Regions from separate parts of the Homo sapiens genome. Here region 2 is linked to region 1. Evidence: read pairs that join two places in POLR2A ChIA-PET (ENCODE). Cell type or tissue: Panc1. All regions are shown on one strand. Each heading gives the region's core, and the rest is flanking DNA. Links, peaks and the distances in the headings are about the cores only.

Region 1 (5,394 bases), core at 280-5,279:
GTCCTTCTTGACTAGTGCAAACCTGAGTGGTGTATCTGACACCAAACATTAGCCTGCCCTAGGTCACCAAGACAATCAATTCCGCCTGCACTCAGACAGCTTCCCAAGCTATTCAATGACAGCCACACTATTATAGAATCACATTGCCTCAGAGAAGTAACTACGCAAGCATTTGAGGTCTACCAAGGAAGAGTGAGATGGCTTTAACAGCATTTAGCAAATAGATTACAGCAGAAAGTTATTTTTAAAACCATCAAATAGTGGCAATATAAATATTTATTCAGATACTAAACACTTGATAGCTGAAGGACCCCAGGCCAGTATATGGCCATCATTAAGTCAGGGAAAGGCCAAAATGACAAGAATATCCCATGAAGTAGAGACATCTAAGAATGCCTCCAATCTACTGGCCTTGGCAGGAGCATTGATTTGTGTGCACGTGTGTGTCTCCTGATCTTTTCAAGCTTACTGCCCATGGGCTTAATTCTACCAGAAAAGGAATCTGTAAGAGCCACAATTTTGTACCTACAATTGAGACAACTGGAAGTCAATAAGCCTGAATTCTAAGTGGAACAAAAGAAACAGAGAACACACTAGAAGAACTACCATTATGGAGACAAAGGAGGAAAAACCTTGAAGAGACACTAAGCAATGTAGGATCTAGGCCCACCACTGAATGGCATTAATGAAACAACTGGTTTGGTTACTAGCTGGTTGATATTGAACTGATTGTGGGAGTATAAGAGTCAAAATCTTGGTTTTAACTGCTGGCTTTCAAATATAAAATATATAAATATATATAAATAGTCCCAAACATATAAATAGTCCCAATTCTTAAGATACATACATACAGAGGTTAAAAAATAAAGTCCTACTGACATTTCAATTGATTTCTGATTAGGCTTTCTACCACTCATTTCATTATCTCATTTAATCTCATAATGAGATTATTTCATGATCTCATTCAAACTGTGCCCTGCTCAGTTTGTGTCACCCTTTACTTAGCTTTAAAACATACTTAACTTTGATTGCTCAATTCAATCCCTCACCTCTCTTCTATGTCTCTTATTTAATGTGCAATCACCATTTCCTCAATCATTTATACCATTATAATTGTCAATCACTTTTGCACTTTTTTAATTTGAATGTCAAATTAAAAGCCTACAGTTGTAAGAATATGGGAGTTCTTATTTGTCAAAGTAATCAGAATATTAAGTATGTATGCCTAAATAATATTGATCTAGAAGATGTCTTTAGGCCTTTATTCCTCTAATGATTAATTAAATAACCTATAAATTGGTTTATAGAGAGTCAAGGGATGAAGGATTTGCTATTAGTTATAATAATTACATTCCTAAATTTATGTCACATCAGTCATTCATGGTGCAACTGCTACAGTCCAGCTCCATGCTCAGTTTATATCATAACACCTGATATTAGAAACCACATAGTCTTGAGTGGCAGGTTGCCTATACAGATAAATAGTCATACAAGAGAAATATTTTTTAAAAACCAATGGGAAATATGAAGAAATAAATGCATAAACCAGGTGTGAGAGGTCCTCTGAGGATTTGATGCTTATATTATAATAGTGAAACTTGCAGTCAAAGCTATACATTTATTATACAGCAAATTAGTTCTAAATAGCTTATAGTTCAAATTGCATTGAATATTCTTTTTTTTTTTTTTTTTTTTGACAAAGTCTCGCTCTGTTGCCCAGGCTGGAGTGCAGTGGTACATCTTGGCTCACTGCAACCTCCACCTCCTGGGTTCAAGCAATGCTCCTGTCTCAGCCTCCTGAGTAGTTGGAACTATAGGCGCCCACCACCAGTCCAGCCTGGGTAGAGTATTCTTAAATAATAAAGAAGATTCAATGGAGAAATAATATAATATACACGACTTTAGGAATCAAAACCTTCAATATTTAATTCAAGGAGAATATTTTAATTATACATGTTCTGAGAGAAAGCAGCAAAACATGTTTTAATAAGGTCCAATGTTGTAAGTGTTATTTAGGGTACTGATTAATTATTTTGGTGGAACCTCAATATAAAAATTTAATTTCAGTATGGATCACATTTTCCTAGAGAAAAAAAAAAACACTTGGGAGACATTTCTATCCAACAAAACAAAAATTATACACTTCCAAAATGTATTAACAGTTTATCAGACCATAAGATCTACGCTATGCTAGTACATTTTTCTCAAAATGGTCAAGAGACCAGGCAAGATTTCCATATCATCAAGAGGAACAAGTTTGATGCCTCTAGCAAAGACTGGAGTTATTAGGTAACCGTCTAAGAAAATAAATTCAGAACAAAATTTCTTCTATACATATCACTTGACTTGATTGATTTGGCTGACCTAAAGATAAGGGCTTTTATGAAAAAGCTATAAACCTTTAAATGCTGGCTGCTTGCTACAAACCAAATAGAAATAATGAATTTTAGCACTCATAAAAGCATACAATTTTTTAATTTCATTTTCTGTGAATTAACCACCCACCCAACCCAACAAAATCCCTAGCAATCCTTTGTTTTTATATAGCATAGTGTTGTATTTATTCAGGATATGAGAAGGCAGTCATCTGCGCACAACACATTTGCTATGAAAAAAATTTTTTAAACAGATGTATTTGTAGAAACATTTACAAAGGTGATTGAAGATAAGAAGCAATTCTAATATAAAGAGATCAAGAAATAGTGACTGTTTTCTAAGTTGTACAGGGGTTAATGGGAAAGTTCCTTATGGGGTGTTCTACATTGGCATATGAGTGGCATATGAGAAGTCAAAGAAGGTCAAAGTGAAGTTGGCAGGAAGGGAAAAGGAGTGCCAGATCCCAACTAGGTGAACTGGGACCAAGTGGGCTAGTGTTAGCCCACCTTCTCCAGGTGGGCAAATCCTTAATCCAGAAACCTCAAATATTTTCAACAAATAGCAGGAGAAGTGGTGAGGTATAAGATGGAAAAACTTTTAAACAGAGAAATGAAGAGAACTCTAGTGTTATTTATGAAATGCTAAGGAATAAAAACAAAAAAGTCCTCACCTAAGAAACAAGGAGAGTAGAAAAACAAAAACAAAAAGTCCAACCTTGAGTGAATAAAACTTGGGTGCCGCAGAGTAGTCAGAAGAGCCTCTTACTTAAGTAATTCAGAAAACATCCAAAAAGGAATCCAGGGTGGGTTGACATGGTGGCAAAACAACACCTGAAGATCATAACCAGATTTTTATCTCTCTCTTCCCAAGTTTATCTCTGGTAGACATATTAATGAGCAGTTAAAATGGAAAAAAACTTCACAACAGAAAGTGGGAGGAAAATCAGGGACCATGGTAAATTATAAATTAAGAACCAATTATAAAGATTGCAAATCCTTTAATGAGTTGTAAGATGAAAAGGTGAGATTCTATCCCATTAAAACCAAGTCCCAGGCCTGAATTTCCTATAATACCCAACAAAAGTTTCAGACTTTAATAACCAGTCTGATTCGAAGCCTGGGCACTAAAGCCTATTACATTAGACATGTATTACATGCAAAGCACAGCACAGAGTTTGACTGGATGGCAACCATTAGAGGGGGTGAAATGCAAGTATTTTCTTTTTTTTTAATTTTTTTCTTTCATTATTATACTTTAAGTTTTAGGGTACATGTGAACACTGTGCAGGTTAGTTACATATGTATACATGTGCCATGCTGGTGCGCTGCACCCACTAACTTGTCATCTAGCATTAGGTATATCTCCCAATGCTATCCCTCCCCCCTCCCCCCACCCCACCACAGTCCCCAGGGTGTGATGTTCCCCTTCCTGTGTCCATGTGATCTCATTGTTCAATTCCCACCTATGAGTGAGAATATGCAGTGTTTGGTTTTTTGTTCTTGAGATAGTTTACTGAGAATGATGATTTCCAATTTCATCCATGTCCCTACAAAGGACACGAACTCATCATTTTTTATGGCTGCATAGTATTCCATGGTGTATATATGCCACATTTTCTTAATCCAGTCTATCATTGTTGGACATTTGGGTTGGTTTCAAGTCTTTGCTATTGTGAATAGTGCTGCAATAAACATACATGTGCATATGTCTTTATAGCAGCATGATTTATAGTCCTTTGGGTACATACCCAGTAATGGGATGGCTGGGTCAAATGGTATCTCCAGTTCTAGATCCCTGAGGAATCGCCACACTGACTTCCACAATGGTTGAACTAGTTTACAGTCCCACCAACAGTGTAAAAGTGTTCCTATTTCTCCACATCTTCTCCAGCACCTGTTGTTTCCTGACTTTTTAATGATTGCCCTTCTAACTGGTGTGAGATGGTATCTCATTGTGGTTTTGATTTGCATTTCTCTGATGGCCAGTGATGATGAGCATTTTTTCATGTGTTTTTTGGCTGCATAAATGTCTTCTTTTGAGAAGTGTCTGTTCATGTCCTTTGCCCACTTTTTGATGGGGTTGTTTGTTTTTTTCTTGTAAATTTGTTTGAGTTCATTGTAGATTCTGGATATCAGCCCTTTGTCAGATGAGTAGGTTGCGAAAATTTTCTCCCATTTTGTAGGTTGCCTGTTCACTCTGATGGTAGTTTCTTTTGCTGTGCAGAAGCTCTTTAGTTTAATTAGATCCCATTTGTCAATTTTGGCTTTTGTTGCCATTGCTTTTGGTGTTTTAGACATGAAGTCCTTGCCCATGCCTATGTCCTGAATGGTAATGCCTAGGTTTTCTTCTAGGGTTTTTATGGTTTTAGGTCTAACATTTAAGTCTTTAATCCATCTTGAATTGATTTTTGTATAAGGTGTAAGGAAGGGATCCAGTTTCAGCTTTCTACATATGGCTAGCCAATTTTCCCAGCACCATTTATTAAATAGGGAATCCTTTCCCCATTGCTTGTTTTTCTCAGGTTTGTCAAAGATCAGATAGTTGTAGATATGCGGCGTTATTTCTGAGGGCTCTGTTCTGTTCCATTGATCTATATCTCTGTTTTGGTACCAGTACCATGCTGTTTTGGTTACTGTAGCCTTGTAGTATAGTTTGAAGTCAGGTAGTGTGATGCCTCCAGCTTTGTTCTTTTGGCTTAGGATTGACTTGGTGATGCGGGCTCTTTTTTGGTTCCATATGAACTTTAAAGTAGTTTTTTCCAATTCTGTGAAAAAAGGCATTGGTAGCTTGATGGGGATGGCATTGAATCTGTGAATTACCTTGGGCAGTATGGCCATTTTCACGATATTGATTCTTCCTACCCATGAGCATGGAATGTCCTTCCATTTGTTTGTATCCTCTTTTATTTCCTTGAGCAGTGGTTTGTAGTTCTCCTTGAAGAGGTCCTTCACATCCCTTGTAAGTTGGATTCCTAGGTATTTTATTCTCTTTGAAGCAATTGTGAATGGGAGTTCACTC
Region 2 (5,394 bases), core at 303-5,302, 210 kb before region 1:
ACAACAGCAAGGAGGAGGCTACTGCCAAAGTCAAAGAGATGACTAGGCCGATGAGGCCAAGGGGTAAGAAAGAAGAGGCTGAATTCTAAATATATATCCAAGGCAGAGCCATCATATGTTTCTGAGAAACTGGGTGCGGAAAGTGAAGGCAAGAGAAAAATCCAAGGTGATGTTTAAGTTTCCAGCATGAGCAACTGGGAGATTGGAGGAGCATGTCTGGGTGGAAAGACCAAGAGTTTAATTTTAAGCTGGGGTTGGTAGGAAGAAGCCTGGATATAGATTTGAAGCCCAGAAGAGTAATCAGAGTTGGATGTGTACCTTTAGGGTCAACAGCATATAGATGGAACAAGCGCACTTAACATTTTCACGATAAAATTCGTGACTAAGGTGTTCAGGATCTTGCTGGAAATCAAGATTGATGATATTGACAACAGCAATGTAAAAGAACCAAGCACATGCATTTGCTAATTAATTTGTGCCAATTTGGGAATTATTCAAGTGCAAACACCCATACACTAGTATTCTGTGCAAATGTATAGACATAAGAGACCCTTTTTGGGGTACAATAGTCCACTATCCAAATCTACTCAATTAAATAGTTTTCTAAAGTTTGTGTATTTCAAATGAATATGCTTTTACTATAAGAATCTGTGTATTAAAAGGAACTGAAAAATGCTTCCAATTATTTTTCAATCCAACATAAATTAATTATTCTCAAGCTTTCTCACAAAATAATTGCTCCCTCCAAAGGTGGCAAAGCATCAATCGTTTCCTCAACACACACACTCAATCATTTCCTACAATAAAGGGAGAAAAATGACATACAGTCTGGCAAGATTATGCTTATGAAACCAGTTTGCTAGTGAAAATAAGCAAAGTGAATTTCAGCAACAGAAAACTGGCCTAACTCCTCTGGGTTAAGCATGGGGAGACTGATCTTGTGTCCCGGGAAAAGTCGCAGTGATAATAGAAACTACCAGAGAAAGAACATTTTAACCTCCAAATTAAGTCAATCACTGTGGTCTGCTGGGGTTCTTCTCTAGTCAGCATGTGCTGGGGTTTGTTATGGAAATGCCACAGAACTTTAGAGGCAGTGAAGTAAATGGTACAATGAGACACTGGCTGAGTTTGTATACTTATGCAACAAGTCACATGCTGATATTCCTGATTTTTAACTGAAGGCAGGACACAGCAGGGATGTTTATGAGCTAAAGGGCTAGTGAATCACACACTTGCCTTCTCCCCAGTGGCATGGCAAAAAATGTATAGTGAGTGCTTCCCTGAAGGTGACTACATTTGTTACAATTCAAACTTGTCCAACCTGTGGCCCACGGCTGCATGAGGCCCAGGATGGCTTTGGATGTGGTCCAACATGAATTCGTAAACTTTCTTAAAACATTGTGAGGTTTTCTTGCAATTTTTTTTAGCTCATCAGCTATTGTTAGTTTTAGTGTATTTTATGTGTGGCCCAAGACAATTCTTCTTCCAATGTGGCCAGGGAAACCAAAAGATTGGGCACCCCTGCATTACATATTGTGAAACACTAATGGCCCTTTGAAGGGGCTATAAATGATGAGTTGTGACAGCATTAGTAAAGTAAGAAAATACTTGAAATATTGACTTTGGGCAGAAAAAAAACCATAGCTATTTATACACCTAAGGAAAATAGACTGGCGCATTCTTCATAAGTGCTTTGTCATTTTGATTCTCTTGTACCTTGAACAGAATACAAAAAAAGTAGAATTATGGGTCAAACCAAGTGTTCACTTCAACTGTATTTATATAACAGAAAACATCAGGAAAGGCAGAGAGGTTTTCCTTGCAATGAATCTCTGAGCTGAGAGATGCTTTCAGAGATGCTTTCCTTTAGGAACAGACTAATTTTTTATGCAGTCATAATTTTATATAAATTGTTTGGGAAGTATCTGTACCACCTCTCAGGGCTAATGTAATCTATTAGGAATATAATTGACAGAACTTCAGTGCAGCCTATATTTTTTTATTCAAGGCTTCTTATTCTAGTAGTTTTCAATTTGGGGGAAAATCACAGTCACATAATTCAATGACATTAACACTTGAAAACACATCTCATCTTTTCATAATGAAGAATCCTAATGCTTTCGCTATTTTCATAAAAGATAATTCTCTTACCTCATCAATTATTTTAATTATTATTTACAGAATCTTTTCTGGTTATATTACACCTTTTTTTGCAATTGACTGGCAACTTTTTAATATATAATGTGTTAGGTTATAAAACACCATAATTTTGTACATCAGTAGTGTGTTTTCTATTCTTGATGATGTCTACTTGACCACATCAACACATTGCATAGATACTTTCAGAACTAGTCTACAGAGACTCCTACACTCACTGCCTTTGATCAGACTCCAAGAATCTATGACTACAGTTTGGACCATTTTCCTCTAAATTTACATGACACCTCAGGTTTTTCCACATTTCAATTAGTCTGCCATTTTCCTGCTCACTACTAAAACGCTGTGAAATCCTCTAAAGATTGTCTTTTCACTACCCAAGTGAGCCTGATCTGCAAAATATGAGTTTTTGCAAAGTATTTCTGATTACTTATACAAACGTTAAGGCTGGTTAGAGTCCTAGAAATCTAGAAAATTAGGATCATGAGAAATCTCATTTGTTATACTATATCATTAACAGAAATATCCATCTCTTTCCAATACACTACTAGAGTCATGAATGCAGAGGACAAGGACCATTTTTGTACCCATTAGCTCCTACCTCAGAGCCTAATACATAACAGATGCTCAATAAAGCACTTATAGGTTGAATAATTTCTACCCTTAATCTTTCTCAGAGACAGTTTTCTAGCCACATATTTTTTTAAAGAAAACATAATGAACTTTTTTTGAATTCCACCATGATTCAGATTTTTGTCAATGGCTATTTGAAAGCTTAAATATGTACTTATTCATTCATTATTGTCACAAATACTTAACTTTCCAAACAACTCATAGAGTTGTAAGGCATGCTTTCCTCTCAAAGGAACTATCTTGCCTTTTGTCTAACTTATAATTCTCATACTCTTTATTGTAATTGACATCAGCTTATCGAATATGGAAGTGAGGTTCCCCATTTAGGATTCTGGGGATACTCTAACTCATAAGAAGAATCTCAGAAGCAGGTTGAAGGTATCAATAATAAACAGTGGTATCACACTCAAGACTGGTTTATAATTAACAAGAACACTCACTCAATAAGGCCAGCTGGAACATAGTCCTATACACACACACACACACACACACACACACATTAAGATTTTTTTTCTGTGATTATTACAAGCTAATTTGTGTTACAGGATTTAAAAGAATTATAACACAATTTACACATAAATCTTCCTAAACATAATTTAAAATCTAATCCTTAATAATGCATTTCAAACTTCTTCCTGTTTAGAGAATATTAGCAAAATAAGTTATCGGAAAAAGTTATGAGGAAATGGTAGTGCAGAAAATAGTCAAGTGAGTATATACTATAGGGGTCACCTAAGCCAAATTCCCCCATCAGGCAGGACTCTCTTCTATGACATCATTCACAGGTAGGATTTACCATTTGTTTCTTTTTGCCCAGACAGTCCCAGTTTATTGCCAAGTGCTGTCCCACACTAATTATTAATACTGTCCCCTTTTACTCTCAAGAGTGATGATAAATTAGGACACCCTACCAATAAGTTGTTATCTAGCTTCTGCTAAAGTGCTCTGGAAATGGGGGGAGGCTTGCTAACTCACAAGTTGCCCATTCTATTTTTAAAAAGCTATACTAAAAATATATACTATATATGTAATACATAAAATCTTAAGAGTATTAAAAACCTCTTCCTGATGATATGCTGATATCTTTTTCTGAGCCACTTTTACACATTACTAATTCAGTCCTCTGGAAAGACAACGCAGAATGCGAGTCCTTCAGTTCCATAAGGCAACTTTCATGCCTTCCTTAATTTTTGACAAGTTAAACATAAAACACTTCAGTAAGGAAATACTCTTCAAGGAGAAATTTCAAGGCAATAAAAATTATCTTTTAATAATAGATGATGTTACGGAACTATATTTCAGATGTTTTCATGGGAGCCAGGTTCTCCAAAGGAGTAGCAGCACCTGACAGTGTGCTTTCTCAGAACTTCTGGCTTGAGTACACTATGTGTGTTTCCATGGGCTGGAAACAAATATTTGTTTTCCAAGAGTGTCAGACCAGTTGAGCCATGTGAAAGAAAAAATTAATAATCATCTCTGGTGGGGAGAGGCAACAGAAGTTAGCAGGTAAGGTGGTTTTGAAAAGAGCAAGAAGGTTGAAATGTCAACAACTGTATCTTTCTCAAGTTTTTTTTTCTTCATTTATGATTCAGGTATTTGAAAGAAGGCACTATAAAGAAGCAGACATGCAGCATGCCAAAAAATCCAAATATTTTCCAGATTGTAGAAGAAAATTAGATTATGTTGAAAATAATTAATGATAAAATAACTTTAGTGACAAATATTGAGCCTGCATGTTCTTGTTCTGTATGTTCTATCATCTGTATATTCACACAGATGATAGCCTCTGTGTTAGAGGTATAGTTAATGGAAATTTGATCTATCCAATAATTTAATAAGTATCTGGACCATGTGTTCTAATCTATGAGATATAAGTGATATACACTTTGAATGGTTCTACCTGATGAGCCCACACTACCATAACTAATTCTACTTGTGCATCTAGCAACAGCTACACAGATGGCAAGTCATAGTTGTCTAGGAATAATTAACCTTGACTAGACAGTGCATGTGGCAAATTCAACCTTACATTTGTGATGGCCAATAACAGAGCATTGCTTCAGGTCCCAGAACTGCTTGTTTACTAGTGTATAATGACAAAAATACAGAAACAAAGAGTAAGCAGTTGGAAGCCCTTGTAGCAATTTGACACTGCTATGACATCCAAGCCCTGATCAGTGGACTAGTCTGTCTTGTTCAAGTGTTTAGACCAGTTTGAGTGCTGCTGAACTCATAAGGTGAGTCTCATGCCATGCAAGTTGCAAACTGCTCAGGCGTGCAATAGGACCTTGCATTGATCTGCAAGTAATTGAAAATTAAAAAAAAAAAAAAAACCTTCACTAGAGAAGGTTTAAAAACCAGTGTTTCAGGGAAATTCTCGGTTTTAAATTTCTCACCATTTTGATCCAAGATGAAGGATATTAAGCAAATAACCCTTGGCATACATAGCATTTAGTAAAAAAAATCCAACAGCTCAATATTTCTTGGCTTTCATCACTTCTCAGATCTATCACAGTGGAGGGGAAGGAAGGAAAGGTATGCATGATATCTTTACCCCAGACTAGAAAAGTGGCTCTCTCATTTGAGACTGAAGCCCTGTTCCTT

The links. ChIA-PET counts read pairs that join two places held together with the same protein. Peaks named below come from ENCODE experiments on the same cell type or tissue, not always from the same donor. Only the 100,000 strongest peaks of a DNase experiment are listed, where the experiment ranks them.
Region 2: POLR2A ChIA-PET joins it to region 1 with 13 read pairs; 3 of 35 experiments call an interaction of 5 or more read pairs at or near these places.

What each region holds. Positions count from the first base shown.
Region 1 is chr1:172,060,077-172,065,470 of GRCh38, reverse strand. The region is part of intron 10 of DNM3 (dynamin 3); the gene reads right to left. Among named protein-coding and RNA genes, the nearest start is that of MIR3120, 76 kb to the left of the region's middle. In Panc1, for the core only: no CTCF peak of the experiment used is centred there; no DNase peak of the experiment used is centred there; H3K27ac peaks cover 455 bases.
Region 2 is chr1:172,274,453-172,279,846 of GRCh38, reverse strand. All of the region lies in intron 15 of DNM3 (dynamin 3), which reads right to left. Among named protein-coding and RNA genes, the nearest start is that of DNM3OS, 130 kb to the right of the region's middle. RefSeq lists an enhancer at 846-1,500. In Panc1, for the core only: no CTCF peak of the experiment used is centred there; no DNase peak of the experiment used is centred there; H3K27ac peaks cover 4,433 bases.